Linked DNA regions of Homo sapiens: region 2 is linked to region 1. Evidence: chromatin loops called from intact Hi-C (ENCODE). Cell type or tissue: GM12878. All regions are shown on one strand. Links, peaks and the distances in the headings refer to the core of each region. The heading gives the core; the rest is flanking DNA. Region 1 overlaps USP44 (ubiquitin specific peptidase 44). Region 2 has its middle 15 kb from the start of MIR5700.

Region 1 (8,835 bases), core at 3,361-5,860:
GCAGGATTTAATGCCAACAAACACTGCACATAATTGAAGACAGACTCCATGAACTAACAATTCACATATGATATGAAATATTATAAAGAACCTCTTTCATACAAGCTATAGTCCTGGCACAGGCAACAAAATAAAGAAGCCAGTTGTAATACAGATTTTAGATTTCACAAATTGACACAAAGAACTCTCCTGGCGTTTATAGTCTAAGGACTCAGTAGTGCCAGGGCCAGACATTTTGAGAATTTTCTTGAATTAAACAAAAAAAACAAAAACAAAAGCAAAAACACACAAAAAGCCATCCCAGTCTGGGTGTAGTGGCTCATGCCTGTAATCCCAGCACTTTGAGAGGCCAAAGCGGGAGGGCTGCTTGAGCCCAGGAGTTTGAGACCAGCCTGGGCAACACAGTGAGACCTTGTCTCTATAAAAAAAATAAAAAATAGAAAGGAAAAGCCATTACAGCAACCAACTGTCTTAAATCTCCTGAGAACCAGTTCCCTAAGAGTGTATTAAAGAAAGAGAAGCAAAAAGCTGGTACAATAATTTTTATTAATTTGAAAATACATTTATAAAGGAAAAAATAAGCACATAGCAACTTTCATACTACTGGAAATATAGATAGATAGATAGATAGATAGATAGATAGATAGATAGATAGATATAAAAGAAAAACACTTTCTGGAAAGAACTTTGTCACCAAGTATCAGAAGTCTTACTCTGACAAAGTCAACTTCTAAGACTCTGTCATAAGGAAGTCAGAAAAATTAATTGATGACATTATAATAATGAAAAAAATTAAAAACAGTCAACAATAGGGGAATGGTTAAGTTACGGTATAAACATACGATGTGGCCAGGAGCAGTGGCTCATGCCTGTAATCCCAGCACTTTGGGAGGCCGAGGCGCGTGGATCACAAGGTCAGGAGATCGAGACCATCCTGGCTAACATGGTGAAACCCCGTCTCTACTAAAAACACAAAAAATTGGCTGGGTGTGGTGGCAGGCGCCTGTAGTCCCAGCTACTTGGGAGGCTGAGGCAGGAGAATGGCGTGAACCCAGCAGGTGGAGCTTGCAGTGAGCCGAGATCGCGCCACTGCACTCCAGCCTGGGCAACAGAGTGAGACTCTGTCTCAAAAAAACAAAAACAAAAACAAAAAAAAACATATGATGTTAAATAGCAGACATATACCAAAAAAAACACACAAAAAAATTATGAACATTGAAATGTTTTGAAAAGAATGATGAAATATTTTTAATTATTGGAAAATAATTACAATATTAAATGGGAAAAGCAGATAAATGCAAAATGACCAATTATGGGAAAAAATATTTATACATGTGCAGGAGAAAAAAAGACTAGAAAATATACCAAAATATAAATAGTTTTACCAATGGATTGTGGGGTTATAGGATTAGAGAATGATTTTTCTTTCCTTCTATATAGATTTCCTATATTATATAGGTTTCCTGCAACTATATGTTGCACTCTGTAACAGTGTATTTTAAAACTTTTGCATAAAAAGGAAATGACAGAGAAAGATGGAGAAGTAAAATTGCAGTACAATTCTTATTTGCTAATTGACACAAAATCTTTGCATTTCTGAAACACTGAAAAATAAACTTCATAGATATTCCTTAAGAAGAATTACATCTGAAATACTTAAACAACATTTTAGGAAAGTATGCTATAAAAACAAAAGATGGCCTTATTACAATGCAAGTTGAACTGAAGAACAGAGGCAGGTGTGCAGGGGGAAGGAAATGACCTAAAAGCCTAATAGCCTCAGTTATAAAAAAAATTTTGTTTAAATTTGTGTGTTATGGGAAAGTAGAGAACCTTATGTCTATTAACAGTTCACCAATAAGTCCACTCAGTATAGAGAACCTTTACTTCGAAGATTCTGGTTTTATAGTCCACCTTATCATGACAAAGGAAACTTTTGAGTAGTAATTAAAATAAAGGAAAATCATATAAGATTATTCTAGATGAAATCACATTTGTTTACCTTAAAATTTCCCTACCTACTTGTTAAAGCTCTCAGACCATGACCCTTTGATTTTATAGGAAGTCCTCCAGGGCTACTCCTTGGTCCCTGAAATTGCTCAAGTGTGCACCATTTTCTTTCTTTCTTTGGGTTTTTTTTTTTTTTTTTTGAGACGGAGTCTCGCTCTGTCACCCAGGCTGGAGTGCAGTGGTGTGATTTCAGCTCATTGCAACCTCCACCTCCTGGGTTCAAGCGATTCTCCTGACTCAGCCTCCCAAGTAGCTGAGATTACAGGCGTCTGCCACCACACTCAGCTAGCTTTTGTATTTTTAGTAGAGATGGGGTTACACCATGTTGGTCAGGCTGGTCTTGAACTCCTGACTTCAGCTGATCTACCCGCCTTGGCTTCCCAAAGTGCTGGGATTATAGGTGTGAGCCCCCACGCCCGGCCATGTGCACCATTTTCATCCCGAGAATAGCAGCATCTTTAAATCCGTTCCCTCTGGGATTAAACCCTCCTCTTCTCAATCCCTCAGATAATGAATGTAATATTGGTAACCTAGAGAGCTCCGTCTCCTGATTTCTCCCTCCCTCCAAAAGCTTTTGCTACCATAGATGTAAAACTACTTCCAATGATTCATGAAAGAAGGAATTGAGTGAGCTGATTTCTCTATACATATTTATAAAAACAATCTATTTTGACCTGAAAATGGTACTAGCTCAACACACTAGATGTACATAGAATATGCCTTTTTATAGGCTACACTTTATGAACTCCCAATGATGAAAATAAGATTCTTAAAAATCCATACCTGACTAAGAAGTTGTCCATGAAAAATGTTATTTACAACATTCAGAACTTGTTTGATGAGTTTCCTTTGAGAAGTGGGGATAAGAGCTGGTAAACTGGTACCAGTTGTCTCTAATTCACGTTGTATTTTATCTAAAAGTTCACAAAGAAATTCCTGAGCGTCTTGTTGGGCGTAACCACGAAAGGCAGGAATGAGTCTCCACACTGAGTGTAGCATAGCAAATGGTGAGACCAACGCCCACTTTCCAGACCACATGACTTGGAACAAAGTATGCAATTCATGACAAAGAGAAATGTACTGTGAAGTTGGCTCCTTTGGCTGAATAAGTTCCATCTTTCTACCTTTTGATGCTCCACCACTTAGTCCTGATGACAGACTTGATTGTCTGGAGCAAACAAAACCTGTATCTTTTTCCTGACATTCATTCATTTGATATACTACTGTATCTGTGACTGGTGGATGCTTACAAGATCTTGTCTTCTCGCTAGCAGTCATAGCCAGCCATTGGTTCAGATCAAGCTTTAAAAAACATTGTCGAAAAATAAGTAAATGACTCAACACCTGAAGAACAGAATTCATATAGCAAGTATTTCCCAAATTTCTCAATCCTGTTACACCAGGAGTTACTATTGGCCTTCGTTTAACTGAGGAGTCACTGACTTTTTGAGATATTTCATTTTCTGAGGTAGAGAGTACTTTATCTTTTGCTGGTGATGCTGGCGTTTGTGCTGGCACCTGAACAGAAACTATTTCTATTATGGTCGACTGAGCGAGCCCTTGTAAACGTAAACTCTTTCTTGGAGGCATACTTTCCAATTCTGCTTTAACTTGATACTCCAATTCCTGCCGTCTTTTCTTTACTTCTCTTTTTACTACTATTTTTTCCTGAAATGGTTCTTCTTGCTTTTTTCTTCCAATGGGTGATTGTTCAAACCATGTTCGAAAGATTTTACCCATTAGTATCCTTCTCCTGTGCCAAAGAGCAGTATACAGTTGATCTTCACTTTGAAGCAGAGATTGGGCACCGTCATGTAAGAAATAAGAATCATCACCTGTACCCATGGACCGTAAAAACCTCCCACTACGAGTTGTGCAGTGATAATTTTGACTTTTGATGGCACTTAATGTACGTCGTAGTAACTTCAGGTCTCCAGTTGTGTTATCATTCAGAACATAATCATCACAAAGGTAACAAAAAACGTACATCTCATTCACCTCCAATGCAACAGGATGACTGCTTTCTTGAAAGTGCTTGAGTGCATGCTCTTCAATATATCTTCCACAGGCAACATGGGAGCAGCTAAGGCAAGCCCAAATGGACTCGGTCGTGTTGCAGTCCACACAGTGCCATTTCTGAGGGTTGAGGCTGGAATGGTCTTGAGCAAGCTGCAGCTGCCCAACATGTTTGCACGTATCCATTGCTAGCATTTATTTAGTCTAGCTGAGAAATGCATAATCCAAACAAGTCTCTGTTCACAACACTTGAAGCATCTGAAAACTAAACAGAACAATGTCAAGTGTTAATAACAAGATGCTAATATTTTTCATATTTTTTCCCAAGAATAATAAAGATTTGTGTCCTCTGCTCCCAATTTCTAGGCTGCTTATCATAATACCATTGGCAGTTCTCCCATTTCCCTTTCTCTAAACTTCCCTAACCTCACATCCACCTTGCTCTGAAAGCACAGACACTTCACTTTCTCTAATGAGGCGCCTTTAGCTTTTGTTTTTAACTTTCTGCCACCATCTAGTGGTGAAAAATGGGTAGTAATCACTTTCCACTGAAATAGCTTAAGATCTATCCTTTTTTACCCAGTAGTCTGAGGGCAGTTTCCAAAACTGCATTCCCTTTTTTTTTTTTTTTTGAGACAGAGTCTTGCTCTGTGGCCCAGGCTGGAGTGCAGTGGTGCGATCTCAGCTCACTGCAACCCCTGCCTCCTGGGCTCACGTGATTGCTGTGCCTCAGCCTCCCGGGTAGCTGGGATTATAGGAGTGCACCACCACATTCAGCTAATCTGTTTTTCGTATTTTTACTAGAGACAAGGTTTCGTCATGTTGCCCAGGCTGGTCTTGAACTCCTGAGCTCGGGTCATCTACCCGCCTTGGCCTCCCAAAGTGCTGGGATTACAGGCGTGAACCACTGTGCCTGGCCCCTTTTCTTAATGACAGGGGTTGGCAAGACCCAAATATATCTCACTAATATTTATAAACATTATGAGCCTTATGTGGAGTTAATAAAACATAATCAAAGATGAAAAGGTGAGTTTTAAGGCAGAAAAACATAGGTTTGAATTGTACCTTTGCCACACACTGTTAAATGTATGATTTTGAGCAAATGTTTTAACTTCTCTAAACCATCTGTAAAAGAGGGAAAATCATACCAACTTCAATTGAGTTGTTGAAGAACTGAGAGATAATATTTATCTGACACATGGTAAATGGTAGTTTTAATTGTATCTATAGTGAACGAATCTTATTACCCTATTTAAATAAATCATATTACCATTAAACTTATTTTTTTCCATTTGGTAAATCAATAATTACCTTTAATTCATGGCTCTATAACATACTCTGAGGCCGAACAGACTTGACAGTTGGCTTTAGGGAAAGAGAAAGACAGAAGAGGAGAATGTGCTTTTGTATTTGAATATTCTCAGAAACATACAAGGAAATAAAGAGAAAAAAAGGAAGAATATGAAGTGGGTGGCAATAAGCTTTTATTACATTCTAGCAGGCCTAAACCTATCTGAAATTATAAGCTTATTTTTTTAAAAAAGCTTATGTGATTTTTGACACAGAACTTGTTCCTTTATCAGTTAAAGTCAGGAACACTTCTGCTGTAAGTTATTTACATGTAATGAACAGAAATCTTATTTAAAAAGCCGTGATCACAAACACTTTTTTCATTGATTTAATACAAATCAAAGACAAATTTCAGGGTTTGGGTGGAGACCTAGTTACGGAACACTAAAAACACCCTATGTATCATGACCAAGGCATTAAATTTTTAGGGCAGTTGAAACTGTGAATTTCAACGGTACCTGCAAGTGCCACCTCCAGGCCTTAAGAAAACTGCAAAAGCAGTTGATTTTTGGTTCCTTCCCACCTCTTTTTGTAAAATCTCATATTCGTTCCTTAATTTTTAGGTATCAGGTACTGACCAGTCCCAAATCTCACATGTTCACATGTTTCTTTCTTTCCTTTTTTTTCCTTTTTTTTTTTTTTTTTTTTTGAGATAGGGTCTTGTTCTGTCACCTAAGCTGGACTGCAGTGGTGCAGTCTCAGCTCACTGCAACCTCCACCTCCCAGGTTCCAGCGATTCTCGCACCTCAGCATCCCCAGTAGCTGAGACCACAGGCATGTGCCATTACGCCTGGCTAATTTTTGTATTTTTGGTACAGACATAGTTTCACCATGTTGCCCAGGCTGGTCTTGAACTCCTGGCCTCAAGTGATCTACCCGCCTAACCCTCCCAAAGTGCTAGGATTACAAGCGTGAGCCACCGTGCCCAGCCCCCATTTCACACGTTTTAAGTGCACATTTTAAATTTACTCCTCTCTCTAAAAATTTCCAGAGGTTTAAAATCTGGTCAAATATGGTACTTTATTAGAACACCTAGGATTTGACAATAGTTGCTAATGGCAGAATTGAGACATCAGTGATTTATATATTCCACTATCCCATATCTTTCTGTACTGAGGCAAGAAACCTTAGAGTCATCCTTGACTCTCTCTCTCTAAATCAATCCTTCAGGAAAAATGATTGACTCTACCTCCAAAATATACTGAGAATCTGACTTACTTAGTGCCTCTACTGCCACCAGCCTGATCCAAGCTACAATCAAGTCTTACCGGGATTACTGCAGTAAGGCTCCCAGATGGTCTCTCCACTTCTGTCCTTACTGCCACCAACAGTCTACTCTCAACACACAGTAGCATGGTCTGCATCTAGACCTAAACAACCACTTTAGGGGATCCTTGCTGTGACCCTCCTCTATTAATGTGTAGTCAGCAAGGCCAAGGGCATGTGGCCACCTGAAGTCTGCACACACCAGCAACTCCCCTTCTAAGGCCACTCGCTGGTACCTGGGACTCAGAGAATTACTTGCCCTAATCATCCCCAAGCTTGCTTCTAGGGCCTATGAGCAACACAGAGCCACTGAAGAAATCTGTAGAGGAGAATGATATGATCAGATCTGTGGGTTACAGAGGGATCTGAATTACAAAGAGCTCTGGAGAAGGGACGAGTGATTAAGAGAGACTAGCAGTCCAGAAATTATAAGGAAATTAAAGCTGCAGGAGTATAGCAGTTTTGAAGAAGGGGGCAGAGGTAGAATTAGTGCTTAACAAACATTAGTTGAGAGAATTTACTCAATTTGGAGGTTAAGGGAAGGATCTAGGGCTCTGTATTACCTTTTATTCAAAATGATAAAATGAATACAGAGAAAATTTAGTTAAACATGTTTCTGGCAAACCATAGAAAATAATTTTTATATTATTTTATTTTTTGAGACAGAGTCTCACTCTGTCGCCCAGGCTGGAGTGCAGGGGTGCTATCTTAGCTCACTGCAACCTCCACCTCCTGGGTTCAAGCGATTCTCCTGCCTTAGCCTCCCGAGTAGCTGGGATTACAGGCACACGTCACCATGTCCAGCTAATTTTTGTATTTTTAGTAGAGACGGGGTTTCACCATGTTGGCCAGGCTAGTCTTGAGCTCCCGACCTCGTGACCTGCCTGCCTTGGCCTCCCAAAGTGCTGGGATTACAGTCATGAGCCACCACGCCAGGCCGAAAATAATTATTAGTTCAACATCCTTGCAGAGGTGAAGAAGGAAATGCCAGCAAAAAAGATCATTTCATTCCAAAATTTTAAAGACGTAGAATGAGTTAACACTTTCAGAAAAGGATCAGTAGGAAAAAGCCTGGTGAGAATACATTTATTCTGAGGTTACCTCTGGGTAATGGGACTGAAAATTACTGTACTTTCTTTATTAATCTATACTTTCAAAATTGTAAAAATAACATGTTTTAAATAAAAACAGCTCAGATAGTGTTAAGTATGTGCTAAATTGTACACTAACCTCTTTACTCCTTTCTCTACTCTGCAAATAAATTCCCTTGAATACAAAAAAAGTACCTGTTTCATTGAAGCTATTGCTAAAAAATCTATTTAGATAATAACAAAGTACTTGACCTTCAAAGGGAAGTGGCATCTATAATTAAACACATCATTCTATTTGATACAAAATTGTGAAAAGGGTGAAATCTTGATTAGATGTCATCTATCTGAGACATCATGGTAGAAGAGAGGGATTACAGTAAAACGGTGAGCGAGCACACACTGGAATCTAAATCCCCGAGTTTAACACTTGACAGGATTTACTATGTGACCATAAATTACGTGCTACATACCTCAGTTTTCTTATCTGTAAAGTAACAGTGGTAATAATACCAATAGGGTTGTTGAGGGAATTAACTTAGAACAACTCCTGACACTTAATAATATGGCCCTGAGTACATCTTAGCTGCCAATAGTAATAAAATAATAATAAATTATTATTATAAATGCTAGTTTCCTTCTAGTTGATCACTTTTAGCCAGGGATTCCTTCTTCTCAGCCAAATGTGTACTAAGCCCAACTAAGGTGCTAACAGATAATCAAGATGTTAGCTAAGAACTAAGGTCTGACCTCTCCCAGGGGAATTTGCATTTTAAAAGGGGGGGGTCTCTCAAAGATAAAATCTTTTTAAAAATAGACGTGAAACCAGAATAGTGGAATGACGGATCACGAGATTAATATTTTAGCTCAGGGGGCCCACTTACCCTGTCTACTTATGAAAGAAATCAGTAAGGGGTAGACGACAGAGGCAAGGGCACCGTGGAAAGCAGGAGCTGCAGAGCCAGGCTGCTGTCCCTAGAGATCTCCAGTAACTCAGACAGTAACTAGGGTATCCCCAAAGGGGTCTCATCACACAAAGATCTAAGAGCTTGGAGGAAAGAAAGGAGGATGGGAGTATTTTCTTGACACTTCCTATATTCCTCTA
Region 2 (8,835 bases), core at 2,122-4,621, 990 kb before region 1:
GAAGATAGCAAAATGCATGCCCACTGTACCTTCTCTCTCCTCCTTCCTGGTCCTATCTATCTGTTATGGGCTGAATTGTGTCCTTCCAAAATTCACATGTTGAAGTCCTAACCTCCAGTACTTGGGAATATGATACTGTTTGGAGATAGAGTCTTTAAAGAGGTGATTAAGGTAAAATGAGGTCATAGAGGTGAGCCCTAATTCAATATGACTGGTATCCTTGTAAGAACAGGAGATTAGGATGCAGACAGGTACAGGCGAAGACCATGTGAGGCCACAGCAAGAAGGTGGCCCCCAACAAGCCAAGGAGAGAGCCCTCCAAAGAAATCAACCTGCCGACACTGATCTCAAACTTCTAACCTGCAGAATTGTGAGAAAATCAATTTCTGTTGTTTAAGCCAGCTAGTCTGTGGTGTTCCTTATGGCAACCCTAGCAAACTAATACATGATCCTTCAAGGCAGAGGTGAAAATCTGCCTCCTTTCTCAAACTGCCTTTGATCAGCCTGCTCCCAGAGCAGCCATTGTCTCAGAATACCTAGTGGCCAAGAGTTTAACCCAAGGATCACAAACTCAAATGCCTATAGGGGCCAGGAAGAACTAACATGAGTGAAGTGCTTGACTATAAGAAACTGTATTTGCCAATTGATATGGTTTGGATCCGTGTCCCTACCCAAACCTCATGTTCAATTGTAATCCCCAGAGTTGGAGGTGGGGCCTGGTGGGAGGTGATTGGATTATAGGGGTGGATCCTTCACGAAGGGTTTAGTACCAACCCTTGGGTGCTGTTCTCGTGATAGAGTTCTCATGAGAATTGGTTATTCTCAACAGGTTATTTACTGGTTGTGTAACCAGTTACATGAGAACTGGCTAGCACTTACCCACCTCTCTCTCTTGCTCCTTCTCCCACCATGAGATGCCTCACTCCGCCCCCTTCATCTTCTGCCATGATTGTAAGTTCCCTGAGGCCTCCCAGGAGCTGATGCCGTCATGCTTCCTGTACAGCCTGCAGAACCATGATCCAGTTAAACCTCTTTTTAAAATAAAAATAAATTACCCAGTCTCAGGTATTTCTTTACAGCAGTGTGAGAATGGACTAATCTACCAATTAAACATAATCAGTATACACTATCACAAAAATGACATTCACTCCCTATCTCCCTGTCTGCTTTTAGTTTTGCCACATTTTATCAAGGATGAATACAAGGAAAATCCTCTCTTCCTGACCGTTCAGTGGGGAAAAGTGGCAGTGCTGGGGTGAGAGGCACCTGCTTTTATTTTTTGTGTTAAGGAACCTACAGGAGAGGTGCGAGCTGAGCTGGAAATTGCAGGCCCTGCCCTGTGCCAAGGGGCAGTTGCTACTTAGCTCTAGCCAACTGTTACCAGGGACAAGGACAGGCCAGACCAGCCAGAGTTTTCCAATTTTTCAAAAAAACTGAAAATATACATTTTTAAAGTGAAATTTGATTTTAAGACATTGATAACTAATTTTTTAAAAATTAACTGTGTTGGCCACCTCACATCCATTACAACGGCTACTAGTAAAAAACAAAACCAAACAAAAACAAAATAGAAAATAAGTGTTGGTGAGGATGTAGAGAAATTGGAGCGCTGTTGGTGGGAATGGAAAACGGTGCAGCTGCTGTAGAAAACAGTATGGCAGTTCCTCAAACATTTAAAAATAGAATTAGCATATGATCCAGCAATTCCACTTCTGGGTATATACTCAAAAGAACTGAAAGCAGAGTCTTGAAGATATATTTGTACACCCATATTCATAGCAGCATTATTCATGAGAGCTAAAATGCGGATGCAACCCAAGTGTCCATTGACAAATGAATAGATAAGCAAAATGTGACACACATATATATATATCACATGATGGAATATTATTTAGCCTTACGAGGAGGGAAATGCTGATATATGCAACACAGATGAATCCTCAGGACATTCTGCTAAATGAAATAAGTCAGTAATAGAAGGATAAATTACTGTTCGATTCCATTCGTATGAGCTGCAATACTTAGTCAAAACCACAGAGACAGTGAAATGGTGGTTGCCAGGAAGTGGGTGGGGGGCAAGAATGGGGAATTAGTGATTAATGGGTACAAAGTTTCAGATTCGCAAGATGAAAAAAGTTCTAGGCTGGGTGCAGTGGCTCACGCCTGTAATCCCAGCACTTTGGGAGGCCGAGGTGGGTAGATCACCTGAGGTCAGGAGTTTGAGACCAGCCTGGCCAACATGGTGAAACCTCATGTCCACTAAAAATACAAAAAATTATCTGGGCACAGTGGCAGGTGCCTGTAGTCCCAGCTACTTGGGAGGCTGAGACAGGAGAATCGCTTGAACCTGGGAGGCGGAGGTTGCAGTGAGCCGAGATCGCGCCACTGCACTCCAGCCTGGGTGACAGAGTGAGACTCCATCTTAAAAAAAAAAAAAAATTATGAAAAAAGTTCTGGAGGTAGACGGTGGGGATGGCTGCACACCAATATGAATGTACTTAGTGCCACTGAATTTCACACTTAAAAATGGTTGAAATAGTAAATTTAATGTTATATGTATTTTACCAGAATTTTAAAAATTGGAAAATGACAACTGAGCTGGCTAAGATTGTTATTTTGAAACAAGACACATTTTTTAAGGCCTAGCTTCAGCTCATAGTCCACCAGTTTGCAACCTCTGTTTTAACACTTCCTTGTTTTCTAGTCATTTCATGTGTTCATGTCTTACCCAACTAGAAGGTAAAATTCCCTGGAAGTAGGAACTGTGTCTTAACCTTCTTTGGTATCTTTCAAAGTGGGTACTTGGAGCTTTGCAGTGGGCAAATCACAGTTGCCCTGCTGAATACTGGATGATACCCACACACTCATAACTAATTATTAGACACTGCCATGCTGTACACAGAGCTGTGGCCACATGGGATTAATTGTAACATTTCAAGAATAAGAAGAGAGCTTTTGAAGTACAAAAAGAAATTCATTCTGACTAGCAGGTGGGGATGGTGTGTCAGGAGAGACGAGGGTGAAGAGGGCAGGGAGACGGGAAAGGGGCCTTATAGGCCACAAGAAGGGGAAATGGGAAATTGCCACAGGCTGTAAGCAGAGGGTGACGAGATTGGATTGGATTTTGAGATAAATCATAAAAACTAGAGCCTGGAACGCCCCTGCTAAGAGATTCAGGAAAATGGTAAATGCCGCTTGGCAACAGCTCTCCAGGGCCACATGTGAACACAAACACACTTGTTTGTGTTCAGCGAATGAGGAGGTTGGGGACATAGGGAAGAACTAGGGGAACTCGGGGGGCTTCAACAAGAGGAGTGAGGCAAATGCACACCCCCTTCAGAGCAGGGGCTGTGTGCGCACGTGTGTATGTTGCGTGTGTGCAGTTAGAGTGGGGGTGATTCTTAGGTGGGTCTAGGCAAGCTGACACCCTAAGTTGCAGACCATGGGCAGCAGATGGAGGCGACGCTAAAGTCCAGCCATCAGACCCTCCGTGCTCCCCTGGAACACCTGTAGGAAACCCTGAGAACTCCAACTTTAAAGGGATCCAAGACACTGTAGCCAGCACAGTAACCCGTGGCAACCCCTAGAGGTTGCTATAACCTCAGCAATGGGGAGCGTTATACCGAAGGAACCTGCCGGTTCCCCAGACACAAAAATGGCTGAACCTTGGTGATCACAGCACATGACCAGGAACCGCCAATACACTCATGGAACTGTCCCGCTGACAATGTCTAGAGGGAAAATGCCCTGTCCTCTAACACCCTTCTCTGAGGGGGAAAAAAGCCACATTAGAAGAAGTGATATGACCAAAAGACAAGCTTTCTCCAAAGGCCAATGGCCTTGGAATGTTTATTAAGTGTTTTGTCTGTTTGCTCAAGTGCTATCCTTCAACACCGGGACTAGAAACAATTTCTTCAGAAATAACTAACCAGCCACAATTAGTAAAACTTCATAAAGCCTGGAGAATACTGTCATCAGAAGAGCTACATTTGGGGCAGTCTGGGGAAGGGTGAAGTGTGAGGATGGGGACCATTATCTCCAGAGGTCTAGTGATTAAGAACTGGGTGACTCTGGACAGCTGGTCCCAGGGACTTTGCACTTGTGGTGGAGGCTGAATTCGTCATTCCCAATCCGGATGCTATGCAATCATCGTCAAGTACTCCAATCCATCTGCATGTCTGAATATGGATGGGGATGCTCTGCACTGTCCCCATCGGCCGCTGGGTCCTCCACTCTCTCTCTGCTCTGGATCTCTGGATCTCATCTTTCTACTTCCTCTGCAGGTGGCATCATGGGGACTGTCTGGTGACTCCCCTAAGCAACCAGCATCAGACACTAGAAACTTCCAGTCAAGTCTCCTGGTCCCTGATTCCAACCAGACGACCACATCTTCACCCCAGGATGGACTTTAGACCTCAGCAGCAGAGACAGCCATACTTCCTGTGTGACACTGGGGCAACCACGTTTCTCACAGGCCCCCAGGTGGGGCTGAGATGAGAGCAGGCCATCTGAAGGTGCACAAAATAGGCAGGATGGGATGGAGGCCAAGAACATCCCAGTGAAATGGGTGCTCCCAATTTGCATTTGGGAAAGAAGGGCTCCCACCTTTCCCAAGCCCTGCATTTCACATATTTTGCCCCTATTCTACTCTACACTCAACCCCCAACTCTCTGAGTTCCACTCCACATGACCCCGCCCCCATCTTAACTTGCTGTGTCCTCACCCTACTCCACAGATCCCTGCCTCCCGTGCCTTTGCTCCAGGTGAGGCCATACACTTGGCGGAGGCCTATTTGCTGTGGCCATTTTGACCCAGGGAATGTCTGATGTGACCATTTGAAAACACTCTCCACAAAATTGCTCGAAACACTGTTTTATATTAAAAATTCAAAGCAGGCCTAAGTGAAAAAGACAAACAAGGGACAAGGGATGTGGGCCTGATGACTACTGAATGTACTACTTAGTAACAATAATTAAAAACTAAATATTTAATAGTTTGGCTTTCCCCCCAGCTACCTAAAAAAAAGCAAACAAACAAAAAAACTGCCTCTCAGACTAAAATAGCTGCTTCAAGAGCGCCACATCAACATGTGATAAGTTTGCTCACATTGTTACCTTCATCTTCCTACTCCCTGTGTCAATTACAAATGGCTTATGATGCAACTAATGGCCATTATCAAAGGCATAAGGAAAGACATTTAAGACTTCACATCACAAGAAGTCTCCAGACAGATGATTCCCAGCATTGACTCAACTGCTCAACGGGGCTCACAGAGACCCAGCTCCTGTCCGGCTTTCTTCTGCCATCCTTAGCTGCTTGGCTTTTAGTTCTCATTCTCATCACTTCATGGTTGCAAGATGGCTGCCACGGTTCCACGCATCACATCTTCACACAAGGCAGGAAAAAAGGGAAAGGGGCAGTAGTTAAAAGGCTGTTAGAGTGCTAGGTTTCCTGTTTAAGATAGCGTCCCCCATGGCAGCGCAGGCCTGGAAGCTTCTGCAAGCCCTAGCGCTGCTGCCCCGCTTCCTGGTGGCCAGGTCCCGGGCAGTTCAATTAACCTCCAGAAGATGGCTGAGCCTGCAGGAATGCCAGAGCAAGAAACTGATGTCTGATAACAGAGTGACAGTTCAAAGATTCTTTGTAGCAGACACTGCGAATGAAGCTCTTGAGGCCGCTAAGAGACTAAATGCAAAAGAAATTGTTTTAAAAGCCCAGATCTTAGCTGGAGGAAGAGGAAAAGGTGTCTTCAATAGTGGTTTGAAAAGAGGTGTTCATTTAACAAAAGACCCTAATGTTGTGGGACAGCTGGCTAAACAGATGATTGGGTACAATCTAGCGACAAAACAAACTCCAAAAGAAGGTGTGAAAGTTAACAAGGTGATGGTTGCTGAAGCCTTGGACATTTCCAGAGAAACCTACCTGGCAATTCTGATGGACCAGTCCTGCAATGGCCCCATGCTGGTGGGCAGCCCCCAGGAGGGCATCGACATTGAAGAGGTGGCTGCTTCAAACCCAGAGCTCATTTTTAAGGAGCAAATTGACATTTTTGAAGGAATAAAGGACAGCCAAGCTCAGCGGATGGCAGAAAATCTAGGCTTCGTTGGGCCTTTGAAAAGCCAGGCTGCAGATCAAATTACGAAGCTGTATAATCTCTTCCTGAAAATTGATGCTACTCAGGTGGAAGTGAATCCCTTTGGTGAAACTCCAGAAGGACAAGTTGTCTGTTTTGATGCCAAGATAAACTTTGATGACAATGCAGAATTCCAACAAAAAGACATATTTGCTATGGACGACAAATCAGAGAATGAGCCCATTGAAAATGAAGCTGCCAAATATGATCTAAAATACATAGGACTAGATGGGAACATTGCCTGCTTTGTGAATGGTGCTGGGCTCGCCATGGCTACTTGTGATATCATTTTCCTTAATGGTAGGAAGCCAGCCAGCTTCTTGGATCTTGGAGGTGGTGTAAAGGAAGCTCAAGTATATCAAGCATTCACATTGCCCACAGCTGATCCTAAGGTTGAAGCCATCCTTGTCAATATTTTTGGTGGTATCGTCAACTGTGCCATCATTGCCAATGGGATCACCAAAGCCTGCCAGGAGCTAGAACTCAAGGTGCCCCTTGTGGTTTGGCTTGAAGGAACCAACGTCCAAGAGGCCCAGGAAATACTCAACAGCAGACTCCCCATTACTTCAGCCGTTGACCTGGAGGATGCAGCCAAGAAGGCTGTGGCCAGTGTGGCCAAGAAGTGATGTCTTTGTCCTGATCCGATGGAGAAACAAAGCCATTTTTCCATAAAAAGGGATGGTTCATCATTGTGAAAGAAATGGTTATCTCGTTGGGGAGGAAAAGGGGGGGTGAAGGCAAGAATCACTGAAAAATCTTAAATCTGTGTTTTCTGGAATAAGCTATCTAGACAGCCTAAATCTGATTTTAGTCTTTATAAAAATAATATCTCGTATTCTCATACTTTTCTGTCACTGTAAGCCTGCCCAGTAGGCAGTGTTTTGCAGACTTTGGGGAGCGGTCTATGTGACCAAATATTGTGTGTATAGACAGAATTTGAAATCGGGTCCTGCTTCATTTACAAGAATTTTGGTGGGCATCTAATCCTACATAATGAAAAAGAAGAACAGACCATTTAAAAACTCAGACAAGATTATATTTAATATATTAATTACTAAAAAGGCACAAGATTACACTGAACATTAGCTACTAAAAAGGCACTGCCAAGACATTCAAACAAATAGCTATTACACACTGCAGCAGATTTTACAGGTTTCTAATTCCAACATATGTTTGAAAAATCCATGAGTGTTCCAAAATATACTTAATAATGGAAGGTCTGCATTAATATACCATCCATGTGTTTTTACCATTTGGTTTAATATTGAATATACTGTTTACCTCACACTAAAAATAAAACCAGAAACCTTATTTGTGACTTTGGAGTGGAAGCTTCCATTTTTGGGTCAAAAATGAATCCTGATTCTTATGGAAATCTCTGTTATTAAGTCATTTCAAGATGAGACAACACTGAAGATCAAATTGTGTTGGGTATCAGTATCTTCTCTCCTCGTTTATCTCTTACACCTCATCCTCCCAGGATCTACCAGTTGATGGTAGAAAGATGGGAACCTTATCTGAATGTTTTTTTTTTCCATGATGTCCAATTTTGTTGTGGGAAAGGATTTGGATAAAGTTTTTGTTTAAATTTTGGTAGATTTTTATCTATACAAGTTTAAATAAAATTATGTTTTGTAAGTTGTAAAAGAAAAAAAAAAGGCTGTTAGAACTGTCCTGGGAAGAACTGGACCAGAACTAGTGCAGCTGCGGTTGAGATGGAGAGATGATGATTTTGAGATGTATTTAGAAGGTAGAATTGACATGGGTTGATGGTGGTAATGACAAGGAAGATGGTTCTGAGGTTTCTAGCTTGGGTGGTGGTGGTGCCTTTTAATGGAAATAAAGAGTACAGAAAGAGCAGACTTGGTGTAAGGGAAAAAACAATGACCTTGGTGTTTTCGTTTGAGGTTCTCTAGGAACATCCTGAACCAATATTATATAAGAAATTTAAAATATAGATCCACTGCTTATAAAAGAGGTAGATGCTACTAGCTATGTAACTGTAGTAGTATTTGCCACACAGGCGGCAGCTGGGTCCACAGAGGGTGTGTAGGAAGGACGGGGAGCCACAGAACCCTGAAGAGTGGTGGAGAGGTACACGGAGACCTGGAGAGAAAACACCCTAAGGGATTAAGCTTCAAAGAACAGGAAGAGGTCTCCAGTGTTGACCAATCTAGAAACCAAGTAAGGCCAGGCTGTGAAATGCATGCACTGGTTTTGGCAATTAGGTGGTCGATGACCTCATTGGATGCAATTCTTGGGAGGGAGGTACTGATTCTAGTTTACAGTGGTTTGAGGAAACTTAGGCAGTAAGGAAGTGGAGACGTTCAGGAAATGTGCTGGAGGGATGGACATGTGACCAAGTTCTGGCTCAAGAGTCATAAAGTTGGTCTTTCGGGGGCACTTCTAGAAGAGATTTTCCTCTCTGTAAAAGGGAAGGAGAGCCTGTCTAGCATGTTTTTCTGTGTGAGGATGTGATGCCTGGATCCAGGGCAGCCATCTTGTGGCCAGGAGGGGAGACATTACTGATAGACGGAGGCCAGTAGAGCAAGAGCAAGAGGACGGCTGAGCATGGTCCTTGGCCTTCACTGAGCTAATAAATCAACCCTGCAGCCACCTGCCTCCCAACTTCTTTTTAGGTGAGAAAAATAAACCCTCGGCCGGGTGCGGTGGCTCATGCCTATAATCCCAGCACTGTGGGAGGC

Evidence for each region. Hi-C counts contacts between places; a loop is a spot of excess contacts. Peaks named below come from ENCODE experiments on the same cell type or tissue, not always from the same donor. Only the 100,000 strongest peaks of a DNase experiment are listed, where the experiment ranks them.
Region 2: it touches region 1 in a loop (6-fold over the local background); 9 of 110 quality-filtered maps call a loop at or near these places.

What each region holds. Positions count from the first base shown.
Region 1 is chr12:95,530,036-95,538,870 of GRCh38, forward strand. It overlaps USP44 (ubiquitin specific peptidase 44), which reads right to left. Exons shown (of 6, transcript NM_032147.5): 2 at 2,794-4,291. The coding sequence starts at 4,221. Among named protein-coding and RNA genes, the nearest start is that of USP44, 17 kb to the right of the region's middle. In GM12878, for the core only: a CTCF peak has its summit at 4,541 (motif pointing left); a DNase peak (open chromatin) is centred at 4,516.
Region 2 is chr12:94,542,781-94,551,615 of GRCh38, forward strand. It overlaps the pseudogene SUCLG2P2. Among named protein-coding and RNA genes, the nearest start is that of MIR5700, 15 kb to the right of the region's middle. In GM12878, for the core only: a CTCF peak has its summit at 3,582; a DNase peak (open chromatin) is centred at 3,641.